3 separate regions of the Homo sapiens genome follow, and all the other regions are linked to region 2. A link is an interaction called in ENCODE POLR2A ChIA-PET data of the cell type or tissue named here. Cell type or tissue: HepG2. All regions are shown on one strand. Links, peaks and the distances in the headings refer to the core of each region. The heading gives the core; the rest is flanking DNA.

Region 1 (7,761 bases), core at 1,317-6,316, 330 kb after region 2:
TTCAGTGTCTTCTCCATGCTCAATTCATTTGATCTGGTGCTGTTGTGAGCATGATAAATGTGTTCTTGAAGGGGCTCAATCAGAATTAGGGGTTCAAACATAAAAAATGTAGCAAAGAACCCATTTTTTGATAATTATCCCAAGAATGCATTTTCTAGCCTTGGCATCCTTTCTCTCAGAGTAACCTATGAATAGTGATATAAAGTCCTATTTTGCCCTATACTCTTATACTCTTGTCCATGCATTATGATTCTTTCTGATTTTAACTGTGCTCCTAATGTACAGTTATAACAATGATAATACCAGTAACAAACCTAAAAAGAGAGATATTTTTATTTCAACCTTAAATATAATCCCTAGAAAGATTTCATTCCATTGAAGGAGTAATCTTTACCTGTGTTTTCACCACAAATAGGCTGGGTAGACCTTTGGAAATAATAAGCAGTTTGTTTCTATTTTGCTCAATCTTTTTCAAAAAATTTCACTATATATACAAGGTGTGTGGCTATTTCAGTAATATGCCAGTGGATGCCAACAGTAGATGATTTGGTATCAAGATGGATGCAAGCATTGGACCAGATGGAGAGTATCAGACTTGTAGGAGTCTCAACAAATAGCAAAGTCAAGAGGACTGGGGTGGAAGGATGCAAAACATTTTGACAAGCATAGATATATACTCATCAGCACACGAAGTTGAAACAGAGGTTTCTGCCACTGTATGTAGCATCTGCCTAGTGAGCCCCTCAGCAGCAAAGAAAAGCTTCATTGTGCTAGACTTAAATTCTGATTCATTGAACAGTGTAGTCTTCAGGAATGGAAGGCACCCTTGTGAACATGGGGCTGAGAGCAAAATGGTTTTAACTAATGTAATTAAAACACAAAATGAGATTTTTGGCCACGTGAAAGCTAGCTGCAGTGCTGTGTGAAACCCCTTGCCATGATCTTTCTTTCCTGCTTTCTTTCTGCCCTCATTCTGTGTTTGAGCGAATGGAGACTCAGGGAATAGTGAAGTCCCAGAGGGACAGAGCTCTGTTCTTGCTGAAATTACAAGCACAGAGCTGCCTGGGCATGAACATGTAGTGTTTACTCTGCCAGTATGAATACAAATAGTCTTATTATACGGGCCTCTGTACCCAAAGACCACACACACACACACACACACACACACACACACGAATTTTTTAAAAATTAAAGGTTTTTTTTAACCCCTTTAAGACCTAACAAACCTTAGTGGAAAAGATATGTCTTAAACAGTTGCATAGGACTATAGCTATGACTAGTAGTAGATCTAGTATAGGAGCCACATGTTTTCCTTTGTCCAGTGCTTTAATAGTTTTGAAACCAGAAAGTGAATAGTATTTCTTCAAAAGATTTTGAGTTTTTGTCAGTTCTCACTTTCTTCTTGTTCTACAGTTTTCCCTCCTTAGTTGCCTATTTTCTTTGTTCTGTTTTTCTTTTCAAATGATTGACTAGGATTGAGGCTGAGTGTTAGCTTGCTGTTTCTGAGCCTTTGAGCTTGGGAGGAGTTAGACTGATGTTCTTTTGTGAGCAGTTAGTGACTAATGCCCAGGATGGCTGGTGAAGTCAGTCATTGGCCTTAGCTAGATTATAGGGCACTGCACAACAGGAATGAGGTTGGGGTGTTAGTATCAAACTCTGCTACCAATAGCTTGAACATACAATGGAGCATGTCCACTGAGAGACTGACCAATCTAAGGATGGAGTTTCAGCAGTCAGAACTCTGAGGGACAGCTGTGCCTAAGAGATGACAAAGTGTCAGTAGGATGTATTTCCTCGTGCTGAGCCCAGTTTTATCAGGGCAAGTTGACTTTCAGCTATTGCGGTTTAATTTTCTTTGGCCAAAGAGCAAGTTTGTCATGAGCCTGGCACTCTACATATTACCCCAAGAATGATGTGAAGGGAATGAACAGAGCTCATGCTGATGAGATTTGGAGTAAATCTGTCCTGTCCCAAAGAGAATGGGCATCTGGACAGAGCCTTGAGAAATAGTTTTATTACAAAAGAATAAAAAATTGACCTGTTAATGTTCTGAAAGCCAAGGCTCAATGTAAATGCATTGGTGCTATGTAGACATTAAATCATCATAATGTGGTGTTCTCCAAAAGTGACGGCTCTACCAGGTCATCATTGTGGGTGGTATTGCATTACCTTCAAGGATTGGAGTTTCTGAGTTTGAAAACTAGCACATGGATGTAAGGAGTAAGGGTAAAATGAGAGATTCCTTCAGAGTTTTCCCATGAATTGAGGTGCTTTTCTCCATGATCGAAGGCAGAAAACCTGCACTTATCAGACCATTGGCTGTATGGGTGGCCAGTCTTTCTAATTTTTTTTTCCAGGACAGTAAATAGGTAAAAAGGTGATGGGACCAGGACTTGGACCAATTCAGTTCCATTTAGTTTTAGGTAACTTCTTTGCCATTTGAGGAGGAATATTGGCTGTTTCAGTAGAGATGTGACCTGCATTTTGAACATTTATGCCTGTGTTTAGAGCAGGAGACAGAGCTTTTCTGATGCTGTATTAGCTACTGTCTCCTTTCTATTTTCCTAGTTGTCCCTTCCCCATAAAGAAAGATGTAACTAAAGGAGTACCACCTAATGCATGATGAAAGGTATAGGAGAACACATTTTTCTCATTGTCATATTTGAATGGCATTACATTTAGTATGACTTTAGAGTAGGAATAAAAAAGATGTAGACTAAATCTGTGAACTACGTTACTTGCAGATAGCTCCAAAGATGAGTTGTCCAAGATTTTTCTTAATAGTTTCAAGTAAAGATGAAAATTGAGGAAAATGTGATTGCAGCATAGACTAAACGGATCTCATTTCTAGCTGCTGTGTTGGTACAGTGATGGGCACTGTATGTAAATACACAGCTAGATGAATGTGTGCTGTTGAGCCTGGATACAGAAGAAATGCAGCTATCCAACAGTTCTGCTTTACCACTTCTCAATTTTGGAGGAATTGTTTTCATTTTCCTGCCAGTTTACTAACCTGTTTTGATCTTTTGGTGGAAGCTATAATTGCAGGTGGGGACATTTTGAGTAACAGTTCGCAATCCAGTACAGCTGCTTTTCGCACTAAATCCTGTTATTAAAAAGCTCAGGCTAAGATCAAGCCAAGGGCTGTAACGGACTTGACAGAGAACAACTTAACTTTGCCTGGTAGGACAAAGAAAATCCTAGCCTTCTTGAGACTATGCTCTTGTTTATTCTGAAATAAGTTACTAGCATTCTTTTATTTTATTTCTTTTTATCAGCTCTGCGAACTAGACCAGTAATCTCTAAAGTGGGCAATGCTGAAAGATATGTTAGAGAGTCAACTACCATAGTAACTTTAGTGCTAGTAGAAATTAGGACCCTGTTTTTCTTACCATATCAGAACATGGGCAGCTTTTTAACATTCTGTCTCATCATGCCTGTCATAATGAGAAACTGAGATGAGAAGACGATGTTGCGATGTTGTATTTGGAAGCAGTTATAATAATTAGGTACAAGATGTATATCCAAAAAAGGGGTTGGTATTCAGAGACTGGAATTCTTGGTATAAAAGTTTTTCTGGGAGGAAAGTATATTGAAAATTGAATGCAACTGGGGCCAGGCGTGGTGGCTTATACCTGTAATCCCAGCACTTTGGGAGGCTGAGGCGGGCAGATCATGAGGTCAAGAGATCGAGACCATCCTGGCCCACATGGTGAAACCCTGTCTCTACTAAAAATACAAAAATTAGCCAGGCGTGGTGGCGGGTGCCTGTAGTCCCAGCTACTTGGCAGGCTGAGGCAGGAGAATCGCTTGAACCCGGGAGGCAGAGGTTGCAGTGAGCCGAGATCGCGCCACTGCACTCAAGCCTGGTTACAGAGTGAGACTCCGTCTCAAAAAAAAAGAAAAAGAAAAAGAAAAAAAAATTGAATGCAATTTGATGGTCACCTCTACACACACTACCACTCTTAAGAATTGTGGTAGCTCTGAGCCTTCATTTTTTCAGATGGGCGCTAGGTGTCAGGGTTTTTCCTTCTCAGCAGCTTAGCATTCACATGAGCCTTGTGAGTGGCCTTGTTTGTTGAGGCAGATTCACTGGTGTCCTTCTTTTTTCAGTTGGTATAGTAGCCTTTACCTAGTGTTCCTGCAATAAGCAATTGCAATTTTAACTCTTTGGTTGAAGATCCTTTGAACCTTGCATTAGGGATCTATTTTTTTTTTTTAAAGAAGAGGATGATTGAAGAGGAAATAAAGTAGTGTAAATTAAAGTTTAAAGACTAGCTGACAGCCAGGCGCGGTGGCGCATGCCTGTAATCCCAACACTTTGGGAGACCAAGGTCGGCGGATCACTTGACGCCAGGAGTTTGAGACCAGCCTGGCCAACATGGCAAAACCCTATCGCTACAAAAAAAAAAAAAAAAAAAAATATATATATATATATATATATATATATATATATATATAAATTAGCCAGGCGTGTTGGCAGGCGCCTGTAATCCCAGCTACTCAGGAGACTGAGGCACAGGAATCTCTTGAGCCCAGGAGGTGGAGGATGCAGCGAGCCAAGATCGCACGACTGCACTCCAGCCTGGGCGACAGAGTGAGACTCTGGCTGAAAAAAAAAAAGACTAGCTGCCATCATGACTGGTATTTTGGTTTTAGTCCTGCTTTATGTTCTCAGGGGTGAAATGGTAGGGACAGTGGGGATTAGGGGTTCAGTTTTAGAACTGCTAGCCCAACTAATACCCATATTTAATTATTGTTTTAATTGTTGGCAATGTACTGATATCCTATGTCTCCCAAAGTATAGCATCTCATTAATTTTTTTATTTTAAACATATAAAAAAATACACAGTGATATGACAAATACCCCTGCATCTACTGACCAGCTTAAACAAATCTTACCATTTTGACTGGGCTCCTCACTTACATGTTACTATAATCCTTTGAATCTCTAATTTGAGTATCAAAAAAACAATTTAGGAGTTGGTAGGGAAAGGAAGTTGGTAAGCTTATATAAGCCTAAAAGATTAGAAGAAATTAATTAGTAGATCCATTTTGACAGTTCTTAGGCTGGACCTCTTAACCCAAAGGACCTCTTATTTTAGAAAAACCACCATAACCCTCTGTCTTAATTCACTTGGTTGACATTTTCCATACCCTCAAAGGAATTGCTTGGGTTATCCTGGACTCAGATTCTAGTGGAAAGCATTATGTTCTAAAACTCTGCCTGTAGAGAGTGTGTATATGCTTACGGGTTTTGGTGGTGAGAAAAGGGTAGGCCATTTCTCATGAACACAGGACCCAAATATTTAACATTAGATTTTTTAAATTGTTTTACTCAATTTAACCTCAAAATAGCTCCATGAATGTGATGCTAATTTGGATGTACTTTACCTTGCTTTTGTTTCATTCTTTTGAAATCAGTTTGCCTTTTCATGCTGTGTATAGAAATTGAGTCAGTGTCAGTCTTTTAGATATGTGTTAGAAAAGAGGCATATTTAAATTGTACTATGCTGAAGGTGAGTTCTGAAATAGACCTAAGCGAAGCGGGTCTGTAAAACAGGACCATGGTCTATGCATTGATTGTTCAACTTATAAAAAGGGTCTTTGCCATTAATCTGTCCCTAAAGATAGGAGAATGTTTATAAGTGCTTTGGGATCCTCAGCAGAAAAGGGTCAAATACATATGATTATGTATAATTATGATTATCCATAAATGATTATGATTATACATAAGTATTCATAATTTGTGCTTGCCTTATTTTTCATCAAGGCTTTGAAAAATCAATTTTGAATCCTTGAGATTAAGTATAGAGAAAGATATATTATGGCATATATGGTAAGATAATTTTATGTTAATTCTATGTTTTTGTTCTTTTATTCCCATTCTAAGTAAGTATATTTGGCTGCAAGTCTTTGTCTAAAATGATCTTCCAAACCAAACTTGGATCCCTCATTAGAAAAATATGGAGGCTAATTTTGAAAAATAAGTCTTCCTACCATGGAATTACTTCTAATGAATTTCTGACACTGTTCTTTTGGGATGTATATACTTTTCTCAGAATTCCTTCTGAATGACTATTATTGGTGTTGGAGATTTCTCATCAGGTTGAGTAGTTTTTACTCATTTTTTTGATAGCAAAATGAGGCTCAGTAACCTTGATTGACTTTGAAAATCCTAATGCATCCACTGGCTCACTAAAGTAGTACTTGTGGAGGGCTCCTCAGTTTCTTTCAAAAATAAGTCTAGAGATAGCCTTCAAACAAAAGAATGTACTTGCCAGCATATTTATACCTGTCTTAAGTTGTAAGATTTTACTGAAAAAGAATGTGACATAGTACCCTATGTCAAGAAACTTTACAGCTCCAACCAGAGGCAATAATGAACATCAGGACAGCAACAGATGACACCAGAGAATGAGGAGTAGCGGGGGGCACCAGAGTTCAGCACTCATTCGTATGATTAATGGACAAGGCTTCTGGGACTATAGTAGGCCAACTTGGTTAATTTCCATACCAACCAATTAATCCTGGGCCCCATTTCTCAAATACCGCTGGCTTCTATGTGCTCCACTGCATGTTTGTTAAAAAATAATTCCTATGCTTATTAAATTACTGTGTGTACATGTGTAAAATTACTGTGGTTTCATGTATATAAATGTTACAGGGAGAAATAATTTCCCTGTTCAAAATTGTTATTTCTAATCTTTGATAACATTTTCAAAGAATTACCTCTGGGATGAAAATTTTTTGCTCTAAGTTATATTTTTCTTACCCTTTTATCGCTGTTTAGAGAGGTTGAGGTGAGTTTGTTCAGCCATTTTTGAAGTAAGCCATAAGGCTTAAAATACAATATTTGACTTAATTTGTGCCATTTGGAAAAGCCATGCTGAAAAATATGTCAATGCCTTTCCATATTGTATTATTTGCCAGATATCAATGTTCTATTATTTAGTGTTCTGTGATCATGTGAAGGAGCTCAAAATAATTTTCTTAAGAGCTGAAAAACTCTTTTTTTCATGCTTGGATACAAGATACAAAAGGGGGAAAGAGGTAACATTTTGTTATATATCTGAGAAGGGACTCAAGTTCAGATTCCTGCTCTCTGGATCTTAGTTTTCTCATCTTTATGATGCAGATGATGCCCAAGTCTGGGTTAGCGCTAACATGCTTGGATTCTTTGTATTGCTGCTCAAGGGCCTTGCAGGGTAGTCATCTTCCTGGCATTAGCAGAATTAGAACAATAGGTTTTACAGACTCTTCCAAAAAAAACTCAAGATCATTTTAGCATGAATATAGCAAGGCTTTTAGCATGAATATAACGAATACAGCTTCAACATCTCAGCCACAGCCTAACCTGTATTTAAATCTGTATGGAAAGGTATTGTTAGAGCTCAAGTCAAAGTGTGGAGATGTAAGAAAGGCAGCTGTGGCAAAGATATTCTCTTTCTGCTTCCCACAGCATAGCTAGAGTTGATGGATATGTCTTTCACCCTTAAAAAACAAAATCCTGGCATGTTTTGCCCTTAGCTTTTCCTGCAAATTTCTTTGTTGAGCTTAATATTGTTGTTTTATTTTGTAGTAACAACAGCAGCTTTGGGAAGTGCCTGTGTGTGCTTGCACATTCTATTCACATTGATAGTACAATTAATGTTGATGTCAATTTTGGTGTTAATTTTGGGTCATGATTAGTGTTGACACTTTGTGTCAGACTAATGGCATTTATGGGCACCATCAGAATAAATGTTAATATTATCATGT
Region 2 (7,761 bases), core at 1,606-6,605:
TGGCTGCAGAGGGTGGACCTCAGCAAGGAGCAGCCCCAGAGTAGGCACTACAAGAAGCCCTAGAGTCAGCCAGTTCTCAGATCAGATCAGTAGAACTGGATGGTAAAAAATAAAAAACCCATGGGTATTATATCACAGGTGCATGAAAATCTACTCAGTAAATGTGTCCTGGGAGACAGGGAAAGGAGATAGGGTAGCAGAGTTTGACCCGTATTTGAGGGATCACAAATTGCATGGTGCTCTCTGAGTGAACATGCCATCCCACTGCAGGACAATGGTCTCTGGGACGATGATGACCAGGAAGAATGCTTAAGAATGACCACATCACTGTCTATGGTGTTCAACTTGGCCTTCCCAAGATGCTCTGGCAATGGCACGTGCTTCTTGGAGGAAAAAATATTTTCCTGGCTTGGGGGATGGGGGTAGGGTAGAGTGAAAGACAGAAAGGAAGAGCTGTCCTAAACCAACCCCAGGGTTTTTTGGGTTTTTTTGTTTTCTTTTTTGCAGGGGGACGGGGGCGGGGGGGAGATGGAGTCTCTCTCTGTCACCCAGACTAGAGTGCAATGGCGCTATCTCGGCTCACTGCAACCTCCGCCTCCTGGGTTCAAATGACCCTCCTGCCTCAGCCTCCCGAGTAGCTGGGATTACAGGTGCATGCCACCATGCCCAGCTAATTTTTTGTATTTTTTAGTAGAAACAGAGTTTTGCCATGTTGCTCAGACTGGTCTTGAACTCCTGACCTCAGGTGATCCACCTGCCTTAGCCTCCCAAAGTGCTGGGATTACAGGCTTGAACCACTGAGCCCAGTCTGGTTTGTTCTTAACATCTTCTCAGAGACGATGCTGGTCTTTTTGGATAATAAGCATCGAACACTAAGTACTGAACAAAATACAAGATTAGTGTCTTCCCAGCGGGCCTCTAATCTCAGTAATGCATACACTAATATTAATAACACCTGATTGCTCCCTGCTCCACAGAGCTCCTGGGATGCGGGCATCAGCCTTGTAGCCTTGTGGTCAGCACTGGCATCCATACCTGGAGCAGTGGTACCTGACACTCAGAATTGCTACATGGGGTCATGGCCTAATCAGAGACAGCATCCATCCTAATGCCACGGAGGTTACTTTTCTTTAAAAAAAAAAAAAAAAAAAAAAGATGACAACCACCAGAATCAGCAGTTAACTGAAATTCTATCTACGGCTTTTCTTTTCATGTTCAGTCAACAGCAGAAAATGGCCACAACAGTGCTTCAGATGACTGTGTAAAATGCTCTCACTAAAATACTTTCAGTTTTAGGAATTTCAGAGGGCCAGAGTATATACTGGAGAGGCCTACACTGTTACCTTTTTATATTCAAAAAGCTTTTGTAATCACATTTTCTCCTTCTAATAAAGTAAATGTCTGTCTAGTTCTTTTTGTTTTGAGACCGAGTCTCACTCTGTTGCCCAGGCTAGAGTACAGTGGCACAATCTTAGGTCACTATAGCCTTGATCTCCCAGGCTCAAGAGATCTTGGGATTACAGGGGTGAGCCACCAGGTCCGGCCCACATTTCTGATTTAGTAATGAAAATGATAATCCTAGCACTTTGGGAGGCCAAGGTGGTTGTATCACTTTAGCTCAGGAGTTGGTGACCAGCCTGGGCAACATGGTGAAACCCCATTTCTACCCCAAAACTCAAAAAACAGCTAAGCCAACATGGTGAAACCCTGTCTCTACTAAAAATACAAAAATCAGCCAGGCATAGTGGTGTGCACCTGGAATCCCAGCTACCTGGGAGGCTGAGGCACTAGAATCGCTTGAACCCGGGAGGCGGAGGCTGCAGTGAGCCAAGATCGTGCCATTGCACTCCAGCCTGGTTAACAGAGCAAGACTCTGTCGCAAAATATAAAAACAAAAAAGTAAAATTTCAGCCAGGCACAGTGGCTCACAACTGTAATCACAGCATTTTGGGAGGCTGCGGCAGGAGGACTCCTTAAACCCAAGAGTTTAAGACCAGCCGGGGCAACGTAATGAGACCCTGTCTCTGCAAAAAAAATTTTAAAAATTAGCCGGGCATGGTTTCATGCGCCTATAATCCCAGCTACTCAGGAGGCCGAGATGAGGAGGTCACTTGAGTCTGGGAAGTCGAGGCTGCAGTGAGCCATGATTGTAGCACTCCAGCCAGGGTGACCCTGTCTCATATATACATATTAAAGTAAAATGAAGTAAAAGATATTCACAAATTGTTCTGTCACCTGGAAAGCTTTAGCAATTGTGGTAAAACATCTCAACATCTTCTACTTACTTTGGAGGAGGGATCGTTTTTGCTTTTCTCACTGTATTAATTAACTGATATCATAGGATAATACATGAGGATATGTACACGATGAGGATATGATGAGGATAAATACACATAAGATACATAAAGCCAAAGACTGAGAGTCACACTCCGGTTCAGCCACAGATAGTCCCTCAGTGTGACATGCAGCCACAGAGCAGCTGCCTATGTAGGTGTGACCAGGCCAGCCATCTCGATGTCCGCAGATGGACCAGCGCCTGTTCACACTGCATTTGCTGAGGCTAAGAGAAGCCGATCATTGGTTTTTGTTTTTGTTTGAGATGGTGTCTTGCTCTGTCACTCAGGCTGGAGTGCAGTGATGAGATCTCGGCTCACCGCAACCTCCACCTCCCGGGTTCAAGTGATTCTCCTGCCTCAGCCTCCCGAGTAGCTGGGATTACAGGCATACACCACCACACCTGGCTAATTTTTGTATTTTTAGTAGAGACAGGGTTTCACCATGTTGGCCAGGCTGGTCTCAAACTCCTGACCTCAGGTGATCTGCCCACCTTGGCCTCTCAAAGTGCTGCTGGGATTACAGGCATGGGCCACCACGCCCAGCCCCATCACTGTAAGATACTAGCCAGCTGCTGGGATATGCCACAGCCCAAGAAGGAGAGGGGCAGTACACTAGATAAGCAGGAAAAACCATGCCAGCATCGTGACACAAATGCAAAGATTTGAAGAAGTTCAGTTCCACGTGATCAATTCACAGATTCTCCATGTTGGAAACAGAAAGAGTAGAGATAGCAAGAAGAGACTATCAATAACTATAAAAGGTGGAAGGTCTGCATTTATCTTGGTACCATGGGGTAATCTGTTCACATCTGGAATTGAATTCTTGTATTTGGTCCTCACCCACCTTGGTGCTTAAATTACCTACCACTCATTTACACAACAGTCTTTCACTGAGTTTATATAATGCGGTCAACACCCTGCTGAGTGTTGTTCCAACTGCTGCAGAATGTATTCACCAGAGATGGCCACAGCATCTCCCATCTCACATGACATTCTTACAATGTAACCTTGTTTTTTGTTTTGTTTTTGACACAGGGTCTCCCTCTGTAGCCCAGGCTGGAGTGCAGTGGTATGATTTTGGCTCACTGCCACTTCCGCCTCCCAGGTTCAAGTGATCCTCCCACCTCAGCCTCCTCACGTTGCTGGAACCACAGGTGTGCGCCACCATGGCTAGCTAATGTTTGTATTTTTTATAGAGACAGGGTTTCCCCATGTTGCCCACGCTGGTCTCAAACTCCTGGGCTCAAGCAATCTACCTACCTCGGCCTCCCAAAGTGCTGGGATTACAGGCATAAGCCACTGTGGCCAGACCCTACAGTGTAATCTTGACACTCCTCCCATCCAACAGTGGGGCTGATGTCCCCTCATTTGAACCCTGAGAAACCTTTGTGATGGCTTCAACCAAAAGAATACACTAAAGGCTGGGCGTGGAGCTCATGCTTGTAATCCCAGCACTTTGGGAGGCTGAGGCAGGACGACCGCTTCAGCTCAGGAGTTCAAGGTTGTAGGGGGCTACGATGGCGCCACTGCACTCCAACCTAGGCGACAGAACGACGCTGTCTTTAAAGCAACAAACAAACAAAAAAATACAGTAGAAATGATGCTTCCGAGGCCAGAGCACAAACATGTCGCACACTGCTACCTTGTTCTCTTAGGACTTGCCCTTGGAACCCAGCTGCCATGCTGTGAGGAAGCCCAAACTAGCTCAACAGAGCTACCACACGGAGAGGCCATGGGTGTTTAGCTAACATCCCAACTGAGTCCCAGCTGATACCCAAGCTCAACCACTAGATATGTAAGTAGAGATACTTTATTATGATTATAGCTCCCAGCCATCAAGTCACCCCCAGGCTTTGAATCTCCTACCTAAGGCCTCGGACATTGTGAAGCAAAAGCAAGTTGCCCCTACTAGTGAGGTCCAAATTCCTGACCTACAGGAATCTGTGAGTACAATACAAATAGTCATTTTAGGCCAGGGGCAGTGGCTCAGGCCTGTAATTCCAGCACTTTAGGAGGCCGAAGTGGAAGGACTGCTTGAGCCCAGGAGTTCAAGACCAACTGAAGCAATGTGAGAAGACTCTCTCTCTACAAAAAAAAAAAAAAAAATTGCTGGGCATGGTGATGTGCACCTGTGGTCCCAGCTACATGGCAGGCAGAGGCAGAAGGATTGCTTGAGTCCAGAAGGTCAAAGGGGCAGGGAGCTGTGATTGCACCACTGCACTCCAGCCTGGGGAACAGAGCAAGTCTCTGTCTTAAAAAAAAAACAGGGACTTGTAAACAAGTTTTGTTTGATAAGCAAACAAAACAAATAGTTATTTTACAACGAGTTTTAGAGCTGTGTTATGCAGCAGTAGTAACTAGAGCAGGGATATACAGGTAACATAAGGCATAACCCTGTGCTAGGATTTTATCATCTAACAGAAATGACACAAGATACACATATAAAAACAACTGAATAACAGTAAGAGATGGACTACCATTGAGTGAACGAAACAACTGGTACAAAAAAACTGGTGATCAAAGCAAAGTAAAAACAGCCCATAGTACTGAAAACCTGAGTTGTTTCTTGGGGAGTTGTTTTATAGATTGTATACCATGCTTTTTCTCCTCCCATTCTTGCCTTTCAAGAGCCCCCTTGGCCAGGCACGGTGGCTCATGCCTATAATCCCAGCACTTTGGAAGGCCGAGGCAGGCAGATTGCCTGAGGTCAGGAGTTCATGACCAGCCTGGCCAACATGGTAAAACCCTGTCTCTACTAAAAAATACGAAAATTAGCCAGGCGTGGTGGTGGGCGCCTGTAATCCCAGCTACTTGGGAGGCTGAGGCAGGAGAATCACTTGAACCCAGGAGGTGGAGGTTGCAGTGAGCCGAGATTGCTCCATTGCACTCCAGCCTGGGTGATGAGAAACTCCATCTAAAAAAAAAAGAGCCTCCTGTTTTAGACTTGGAATGGGGGCTATTCTCCATTGGAATGGAGAATACAGCCCTTTTCTACAGCCCTCACCATTTAGCAAGTGTGATCCAAGCCCCAGCAGCATCAATACCACCTGGAGGCTTGAAAGAAATGCAGAACGCAGGCTCTATTCCAAGACCTACCGAATCGGCTCCAGCAGGTTAACAAGATCCCAGGTGATCTGTATACACAGTTTTTGAAAAGTGCAAACTGAAGATTAAACTCATTAAAAACTAACTTAATACAATGTGAAAATCTGCCTCATTCTGCCCCATCTGACCTGTGGCAGCACGTTCGGGCATCTGTCCCACATAAGCCACGTAAGCACTGCTCAGCCTCTCCCGGATCAGTATCATTCTGCTGTTGCAGTTCCCAGAGAATCAGAGGTAAATGGAGGTTAAGAAGCTTTCCCAGACTCTACATTGAAAATTAGTAGCCCCACTGGGACCAGAACCGTCCTTCCATGAGTTGTCTATTTGTGGCTCAGTCATACAATTGGACCACAATGGATCCATCCATTCAAAGTCTACCAAAATGTACATTTCACTGGCTGGGGCGGGGAGGGGGCGGGAAACTGCAGCAAGAAAGGAGTTAAGGAACATAAGGTCAGGTCGATGTGATTGTGCTTTACGTCTACAGTCTAGGGAGTAATCTCTAAGAATCCTAAACTGTTGGTGGTACAAGATGGTCTTCGGGTGTGAAATATCCAATAAAAAGCTCGCAAAAGTCCACAGCTGTATTTAAACTTGTTTAATGATAACTGGAAACCAATTTGAGCAATGGCTTATATAAATAACATTTTAAAGTCTTCCAGGACTAAGTGGTAAAAATTAAATGTGAATCATATGTGCTTGGTTAAATGATAAACTGTTATTTATGTAACTCAGAACATCTAGAGGCAAAGTGCTTAAAAAAATCACTAATCAGCAATAAAACCCAGGTAGGTGTGAGTTTGCCTCAAAACTGTCAAAGTTACTACTGCCCTCTGAGAAGCAAGACCATGACATCTCAGAAAATGCAGGTCTTTTCATAAATAAGATTTCAGTCCTTACAAGCTCATTACTACTTTAAGGGAAGATAAAGAACAGAATTTATAAATTAGAATAAAGTTCACAGGACTAACAGCTCAGTAGTTAATAATCACCCTTTGATCATCTTTGATGTCTCATCAGACATATCAAAATCCTTAAAGCTCCAGCGGAGAGTTTCAACCTTCACCCTATGAGGACTTCCTTACCATATACCTGGCCCAATTCCACATCTTTTAGTGATTTTATACCAAATTAACTTCACTTATAATGTACTAATAAATTAATTTCCCATTTTTCTTTACAAATCAAAGGCACCTATAATTACCACGCTAGAGTTTCCGAGCAGGGTGAGGTAAACAGCTGAGTCTTCTGCTTCAGCGGGATGGAGGCAACTGGCGAAGGCCATGCCCGCTCCCATGCTGAGAGCAGTCCGACTGCACTGTGAGGGCAACTGGGTGTCTGTGCCATCCTACAGCAAAGGGAGGGATGAAGTTTTCAGCTGAACGAGAGGGGTCCCAAGGCAGAGGATCCTGAAGTTATTCCCTTGGCTTTAACTGAAAAAATACTGTCTGGAAACACAATATGACAATGTAATAGTTCCCTTTAGAAGACTACATTACTAATTAGTAAAACATTTCTAGGCTGGGCATGGTGGCTCACGCCTGTAATCCTAGCACTTTGGGAGGCCGAGGTGAGTGGATCACCTGAGGTCAGGAGTTTGAGACCAGCCCGGCCAACATGGTGAAACCCCGTCTCTACTAAAAATATAAAAATTAGCCAGGTGTGGTGGTGGGCACCTATAATCCCAGCTACTCGGGAGGCTGAGGCAGGAGAATCGCTTGAACCCGGGGGGATGGAGGTTGCAGTGAGCCGAGATCGCGCCAGTTCACTCCAGCCTGCGTGAAAGAGCGAAACTCTGTCTCAAAAAACAAAAAACAAACAAACAAACAAAAACACTTCTAGAGGGTCGGGTGTGGTGGCTCACACCTGTAATCCCAGTACTTTGGGAGGCCAAGGCAGGAGGATTGCTTGAGCCCAGGAGTTCGAGGCTGCAGTGAGCCAGGATCATGCCACTGTACTCCAGACTGAGCCAAACAGTGAGACCCCATCTCTTAAAATAAAAAAATTTAAAAAATAAAAAAAAGAAAGTTTGCCAACTGATATGGTTAGGCTCTGTGTCCCCACTCAAATCTCACCTTGAATTGTAATTCCCATAATCCCCACGTGTCAAGGGCAGGACCAGGTGGGGGCGGTTTCCCCCATGCTGTTCTGGTGATTTTGAGTGAGTTGCATGAGACCTGATGGTTTTATAAGCGTCTGGCATTTCCCCTGCCTGCACTGACTGTAAGTTTCCTGAGGCCTCCCCAGCAATGTGGAACAGCGAGTCAATTAAACCTCTTTCCTTTATAAATTACCCAGTCTCAGGCAGTTCTTCATAGCA
Region 3 (7,761 bases), core at 1,440-6,439, 80 kb after region 2:
TTTAAAATTTTATTTTTGGAGACAGGGTCTCGTTCTGTCACCCAGGCCGAAGTGCAGTGGCACCATCATAGCTCACTGCAGCCTTGAACTCCTAGGCTCAAGGGATCCTTGTACCTCAGTCTCCCAAAGTGCTAAGATTACAGGTGTGGGCCACCACACCACTTCTTGACAAGTTTTTTTTTTTTTTTTTTTTTTTTCTGAGACGGAGTCTTGCTCTTTCACCCAGGCTAGAGTGGCGCCATCTCAGCTCACTGCAACCTCTGCCTCCCAGGTTCAAGTTGATTCTCCTGCTTCAGCCTCTCGAGTAGCTGGGATTACAGGCAGCCGGCACAACACTCAGCTAATTTTCGTATTTTTAGCAGAGACGGGATTTCACCACCTTGGCCAGGCTGGCCTCGAACTCCTGATCTTGTGATTCACCTTTCTTGGCCTCCCAAAGTGCTGGGATTACAGGCGTGAGCCACCGAGCCCGGACAACAATTTTTTAAGGATTCATTTAATCTTGTCTGCAGCTGCAATAGAATGGTGGAATCATGATCACAGCTTTTCAGTGGCCCTCATGGAGAAAAAACAAGTCTGAAAAAAATACTTTTTTCTAAGACAACTCTTTGAGGAGAGCATATGCCCTGGAATCACAATCATATAGCCTAAATTTGAATCCTGGCTCTGAAACCGTATTTCAGCCATTCTAAGATAAATATTGTTTCATATTTTAAACTCTGGGCTGGGCATTGTGGCTTGTGCCCATAGACCTAGTTACTCAGGGCAGGCTGAGGGAGGAGGATCATTGAGCCCAGGAGGTCGAGGCTGCAGTGAGCTATGATTATACCACTGCACTCCAGGCTGAACAGCAGAGCAAGACCCCATCTCTAAAAAAAATTCTTTATTTTTTTTTAAAGAAAAATAAAAAGTCCCTGAAGTAGGCCTGGAGTAATCCTAGCATTCTGGGAGGCTGAGGTGATAGGATTGCTTGAGCTCAAGAGTTCCAGACCAGCCTGAGCAACAAGGCGAGACCCTTTCTCCACAGAAAAAAAAAAAAAAAAAAAATTAGCTGGACATGGTGGCACAAGCATGTAGTCCCAGATACTTGGGAAGCTGAGGTAGAAGGATCACTTAAGCCTGGAAGATAGAGGTGGCATTGAGCCATGATCATGCCACTGCACTCCAGCCTAGAGGACACAGTGAAACCCTGTCTCAAAAAAATAAAAAAACTCTCTGAAATCAAGATTCATCTTATAATCGAAAGTACATCACAACTTTCATCAGCCAGTTTTACATTTTAACATTTCTGAAATTGAGGTGCTTCTTATAATCAATGGTGTCTTAGATCTGATAAAATATGGTATTTGCTGTGTGACCCTGAACAAGTTACTTAACCTCTCTTAGCCTAAATTTCTTCATCTATAAAATGGGGATACTAATCATAGGTACTTCATAGGATTACAGTGATGATTTAAGGGTTAATTCATGTAAAGTACTCAAAGTGGTGCCTGGGACAGAGCAAGTACTTATAATTAGTATTATTATTACCATTATCACCCACAAAAATTGTTTCTTCCCTTGTCATCTGTACAGAGATCAGTCTTCAACAAGACAATAAACAGTGTCATCAAAAGGAATAATCTTCCAGTTATGTTTCCTGTAATTTCAATACTTTAAATTAACTTAAAAAAACAGTGTTATGGCCGGGCGTGGTAGCTCACGCCTGTAATCCCAGCACTTTGGGGGCTGAGGCAGGAGGATCACTTGAGGTCAGGAGTTTGAGACCAGCATGGCCAACATGAGAAAACCCCATCTCTACCAAAAATATAAAAAATTAGCTGGGAATGGTGGCATGCACCTGTAACCACAGCTACTCGGGAGGTTGAAGCAGGAGAATCCCTTGAAGCAGGAGAATCCCTTGAACCCGAGAGGCACAGCTTGCAGTGAACCGAGATCACGCCACTGCACTCCAGCCTGGGTGATAGAGCAAGACTCTGTCGTGGAAAAGAAAAAAAAGAAAAAATAGCTGGGCACGGTGGCTCACGCCCTGTAATCCCAGCACTTTGGGAGACCGAGGCAGGCAGATCACCTGAGGTCTGGAGTTCAAGACCAGCCTGACCAACGTGGAGAAACCCTGTCTATACTAAAAATACAAAATTAGCCGGGTGTGGTGGCGCATGCCTGTAATCCCAGCTACTCAGGAGGCTGAGGCAGGAGAATCGCTTGAACCCGGGAGGCAGAGGTTGCGGTGAGCCAAGATCACACCATTGCACTCCAGCCTGGAAAACAATAGCGAAACTCCCGTCTCAACAAAACAACAACAACAAAAAAAACAGTGTTAACTATTAGGGTTTTGTTTGTTTTTTGATACAGAGTCTTGCTCTGTCGCCCAGGCTGGAGTGCAATCTGCGAGGCAAGAGAATCACTTGAACCCGGGAGGCAGAGGTTGCAGGGAGCCAAGATTGTGCCACTACACTCCAGCCTGGTGACACAGCGAGACTTCGTCTCAAAAAAAAAAAAAAGATTCTCCTGCCTCAGCCTCCCAAGTAGCTGGGATTACAGGCACCCGCCATCATGCCCAGCTAATTTTTTTTTATTTTTGTGGAGATGGGATTTCACCATGTTGAACCATGTTGACCGGGCTGGTCTTGAACTCTTGACCTCAGGGGATCCACCTGCCTCAGCCTCCAAAAGTGCTAGGACTACAGGCATGAGCCACTGTGCCCGGCCAAGTATTAGGTTTAAACACAGATGTGGACTAATCAACAGTCTGTCTCATCTAACTGCTCTGTTTCTCAACTTTTCACTGGTAAAACGTATAATGAAAAATTGGGGCCGGGTGCGGTGGCTCACGCCTGTAATCCCAGAACTTTGGGAGGCTGAGGCAGATGGATCATGAGGTTAGGAATTCAAAACCACCCTGACCAACATGGTGAAACCCCGTCTCTACTAAAAATACAAAAATCAGCTGGGCATAATGGTGTGTGCCTGTAATCTCAGCTACTCAGGAGGCTGAGGCAGGAGAATCGCTTGAACCTAAGAGGTGGAGATTGCAGTTAGCAGAGATGACACCACTGTACTCCAGCCTGGGCGACTGAGTGAGACTCCATCTCAAAAAAAAAAAAAAAGAAAGAAAAAGAAAAATTGGAAGGAATAGATTTAATAAGACATAGATCTCCTTAGCAGTTGACAGTAATCTCCGAAATATTACATCATAAAAAATAGCATAAAACTAGGCTAGGAGAAGCCAGCATTAGTGAGTTACCTGCAAGCAGAGGAAAAAAGGAGGTGGCCCACATTCAGCACACTTGATATAAGGCTCCATGAGGTAGGAGGAGCAGCCTCGGCAAGGTGGCTTATCAGAGGGATCATCTAGAACAAACAGAAAACAAATGCACATTTCAGACCACCTTACGGTTATCTTAAGTGCAAAAAGGTGAAAATCCCCAAATGACCACACAAGTAGTGAGCTAAGCTGAAAAGTTCATGGAGACAAGATGAGCTCATTACAAATAAAAAAAAGCAAAAATTATGATCCTTTTAACTTCAGGGCAGCATTGTTCCCTTTCACACAGCATTTACGTAGATATGAACCCTGCAGAGAAATTTACAAGCATATGTTTGTTTGTTGATTTATTTATATATTTTTAGAGACAGGGTCTTGCTCTGCCACCCAGGCTGGAGTGCAGTGGCTTGACAATAGCTCACTGTAACCTGAAACTCCTGGGCTTAAGCAATCCTCCTGCCTCAGCCTCCCAAGTAGTTAGGACTACAGGCACATGCCACCACACCTGGTTAATTTTTTGTAGAGACGATGTCTCACCATGTTGCCCAGGCTGGTCTTGAACTTTTAGGTTCAAAGAATGTTCCTGCCTTGGCCTCTCAAAGCTCTGGAATTACAGGTATGAGCTACCATGCCCAGTCACAAACACATTTTTAACTGGAAGTTTCATAATATCCCAAACTTATTTTTCCAGGAGCATAAAATGGACACATACCTGCACATACAATATAAAGAAAATCTGACAAAATGTTAACAATTGCTGAATCTAGGTAGCAAGCATATAAATAATCACTGTAGGCCGGCCACATTAGCTTACCCTGTAATTCCAGCACTTTGGGAGGCCAAGGTGGGTGCATTACCTGAGGCCAGAAGTTTGAGACCAGCCTTGCCAACCTGGCGAAACCCTGTCTCTACTAAAAATACAAACAGCCAGGGATGGGGGCGCAGCCTATAATCCCAGCTACTTGGGAAGTTGAGGCACAGAATCACTTGAACCCGGAAGGCAAAGGTTGCCGTGAGCCAAGATTGTGCCACTGCACTCCAGCCTGGGCGACAGAGCTAGACCCTGCCTCAAATAATAATAATAATAATAATAATAATAATAATAATAATAATCAGCTGGGCATGGTGGCTCACGCCTGTAATCCCAGCACTTTGGGAGGCTGAGGCAGGCAGATTGCCTGCTCTTAGGAGTTTGAGACCAGCCTGGGCAACACAGTGAAACCCTGTCTCTACTAAAACTACAAAAAAATTGGCTGGGCACGGTGGCTCATGCCTGTAATCCCAGCACTTTGGGGGGCCGAGGCGGGTGGATCATGAGGTGAGGAGTTCAAGACCAGCCTGGCCAAGATGGTGAAACCCCATCTCTACTAAAAACACAAAAATTAGCCAGGTGTGGTGGTGCACACCTGTAATCCCAGCTACTCAGGAGGCTGAGGCAGAGGAATCACTTGAACCCAGAAGGCACAGGTTGCAGTGAGCCGAGATCGCGCCGCTGCACTCCAGCCTGGGCGACAGAGTCTTACTCTGTCTCAAAAAAAAAACAAAAAAATTAGCCAAGCATGGCGGTATGCATCTGTAGTCCCAGCTACACAGGAGGCTGAGGCAGAAGAACTGCTTGAACCCGGGAGGCGGAGGTTGCAGTGATCCGAGATCACGCCACTGCACTCCAGTCTGGGCAACAGAGAGAGACTCCGTCTCCAAAAAAAAATAAAAAAATAAAAAAACACATCATCATCATTGTACTGTTCTTTTGACTTTTCTATAAAAAGTTGGGGCAAATAAGAGAAAACTCCTTTTTTTTTTGAGATAGGGTCTCACTCTGTCACCTAGGCTGAAGTGTGGTTGCACGATCATGCCTCAATGCAGCCTCAACCTCCCAGGCTCAAATGAGCCTCCCACCTCAGCCTCCTAACTAGCAGGGACTACAGGCACAAGCCACCACACCCGGGTACTTTTTTAAAATTTATTTTCTGTAGAGACAAGAGTTTCACTATGTTGCCTAGGCTGGTCTTGAATTCCTGGGCTCAAACGGTTCCAGGAATTTGAGCTGCCTCAGCTTCCTAAAGTGTTGGGATTACAGGTATGAGCCATCACACTCAGCTAGCCTCTAAATACATGTCTCTTCTAAATACATATTTTGGAATATACTATTTTATATTTGAGTTCGGATTTTTCTTTTTTTTCTTGAGACAGGGTCTTCTTGAGACAGAGTCTTCTTGAGACAGGGTCTTAGACTGTTGCCCAGGCTGGAGTGCAGTGGTGAGATCATGGCTCACTGTGGCTTCAATCTCCCCAGGCTCAGGTGTTCCTCCCACCTCAGCCTCCCAAGAGGAGGGACAGACTTGCACCACTGCGCCTGGCTAAATTTTTACTTTTTGTAGAGACAGGGTCTCACTGTGTTGCCCACACTGGTCTTAAGAAGTCCTCCTGCCTCAGCTTCCCAAAGTGGTGGAATTATAGGCATGAGCCACCACACCTGGCTCTGAGTGGGAATTGAAACCCAGGAAGCTTCCTCCCTTTCTCCCATGGTAAGTACATAACACAGCAGATCTTCTACTCCAATGACAGTGGTATGTCTCCAAACTATGAAGACAAGGAGTACAATCCAAACTCTCAAAACTCATAAAAATGCAGATATATGTGTCCCTGGTTGCCCCAAATTCGGCCTCTGGAGTCACGGCAACCTAGCAAAATTGTTCTCTATGATCAATCACAAGAATCTAAGAGAAGAAAAGCTTTGAAGGTAGATGAAGGAATTTAATTTGTTCAGCCTGGAACAGGATTTCTCACATTCTGTAACAGTATTTGCCTCCCTAAAGTCCAAGAAATGTTCTTCAAGGTACCTTTCCCTCTTCCAAGTGAAGATCACTGTTCTCTTTATTTGTTTTTAAGAAGATAGAGAGAGTAGGCACGGTGGCTCAAACCTATAATCCCAGCACTTTGGGAGGCTGAGGCGGGTTGATCACTTGAGCTCAGGAGTTCAAGACTAACCTGACCAGCATGGCGAAACCCCATCTCCACTAAAAATACAAAAATTAGCCAGGTGTGGTGGTGGGCACCTGTAATCTCAGCTACTCAGGAGGCTGAGGCAGGAGAATTGTTTGAACCCGGGAGGCAGAGGTTGCAGTAAGCTGAGATCGTGCCATTGCACTCCAGCCTGGGTGACAAGAGCGAAACTCCATCTCAAAAAAAAAAAAAAAGACACAGAAGAAAATGATGAAAGAAAAAAATGTACTCCTGGCAGTAGCTTCAAATTCAATATATGAAACTGCGCAGCTACTCCATTTCCCCCATTTTAAATTTTAATGCAGAAGAACAAATCTTGCTATGTTGCTCAGGCTGGTCTCAAACTTCCAGCCTCAAGTGATCCTTCTGCCCCAGCCTCCCAAAGTACTGTGATTACAGGAGTGAGCCACTGCGCTGAGCCAAAAATTATTGTATATTAAGTGACAGGTGCCAACTTCTACCAAGTTACCCTCTTCCTCACTTCCTGTTAGATATAAGCTTGCTTCTCTCTTTCCTCCAACTATCCTATTTTTAAAAAAGGCATCAGCCACTGAGCAAAGTAGTTTTTTTTTTTGAGACGGAGTCTTGCTCTGTCGCCCAGGCTGAAGTGCAGTGGCGCGATCTCAGCTCACTGCAAGCTCCACCTCCTGGATTCAGGCGATTCTTCTCCCTCAGCCTCCCGAGTAGCTGGGACTACAAGTGCACACCACCACGACTGGCTAATTTTTTATATTTTTAGTAGAGACAGGGTTTCACCATATTGGCCAGGCTGGTCTCGAACTCCTGAAAAGTGGTCTTTTTTTTTTTTTTGAGACAGTGTCTCACTCTGGTTACCCAGGCTGCAGTGCAATGGCTTGATCTCAGCTCACTGAAACCTCTGCCTCCCACGTTCAAGCAATTCTCATGCCTCAGCCTCCCAAGTAGCTGGGATTACATGTATGTGCACTACACCCAGCTAAATTTTGTACTTTTAGTAGAGGGGGGGTTTTCCCATGTTGCCCAGGCTGGTCTTGAACTCCTGGATTCAAGCAATCTACCTGGCGTAGCCTCCCAAAGTGCTAGGATTGCAGGCCCAAAGTGATTTTTTAAATCCTTATGTCAAGAAGCAATTACTGCACGGGCCACGGTGGCTCATGCACGTAATTCCAGCACTCTGGGAGACCAAGGTGGGTGGATCACTTGAGCTCAGGAGTTCGAGACCAGCCTGGGGAACATGGTGAAACCATGTCTCTACAAAAAAAAACCCCACAAAATTAGGCAGGTGCAGTGGTGCATGCTTGGTGGTCCCAGCTATACGGAGGCCTGAAGTAGGAGGATCACTTGAGCTGAGATCGAGTCTGCAGTAAGCCTTGAGCATGCCACTGCACTCCAGCCTGGGTAAGAAAGCAAGACCCTCTCTCAAAAAGAAAAAAAAAAGCAATTACTTTGTAAAAGTAAGTTCTTAACATTCCAGACTAAAATAAAACTGTAAAGTATGTCATCCACAA

Evidence for each region. Peaks named below come from ENCODE experiments on the same cell type or tissue, not always from the same donor. Only the 100,000 strongest peaks of a DNase experiment are listed, where the experiment ranks them.
Region 1: POLR2A ChIA-PET joins it to region 2 with 8 read pairs; 2 of 35 experiments call an interaction of 5 or more read pairs at or near these places.
Region 3: POLR2A ChIA-PET joins it to region 2 with 7 read pairs; 8 of 35 experiments call an interaction of 5 or more read pairs at or near these places.

The regions. Positions count from the first base shown.
Region 1 is chr17:37,170,683-37,178,443 of GRCh38, reverse strand. The region is part of intron 41 of ACACA (acetyl-CoA carboxylase alpha); the gene reads left to right. Among named protein-coding and RNA genes, the nearest start is that of SNORA90, 70 kb to the left of the region's middle. In HepG2, for the core only: a CTCF peak has its summit at 4,011; a DNase peak (open chromatin) is centred at 4,033.
Region 2 is chr17:37,499,029-37,506,789 of GRCh38, reverse strand. All of the region lies in intron 1 of DUSP14 (dual specificity phosphatase 14), which reads right to left. Among named protein-coding and RNA genes, the nearest start is that of DUSP14, 13 kb to the right of the region's middle. In HepG2, for the core only: no CTCF peak of the experiment used is centred there; a DNase peak (open chromatin) is centred at 4,539; H3K4me3 peaks cover 490 bases.
Region 3 is chr17:37,419,102-37,426,862 of GRCh38, reverse strand. It overlaps TADA2A (transcriptional adaptor 2A), which reads right to left. Exons shown (of 16, transcript NM_001166105.3): 3 at 3,248-3,354. Among named protein-coding and RNA genes, the nearest start is that of TADA2A, 16 kb to the right of the region's middle. In HepG2, for the core only: no CTCF peak of the experiment used is centred there; no DNase peak of the experiment used is centred there.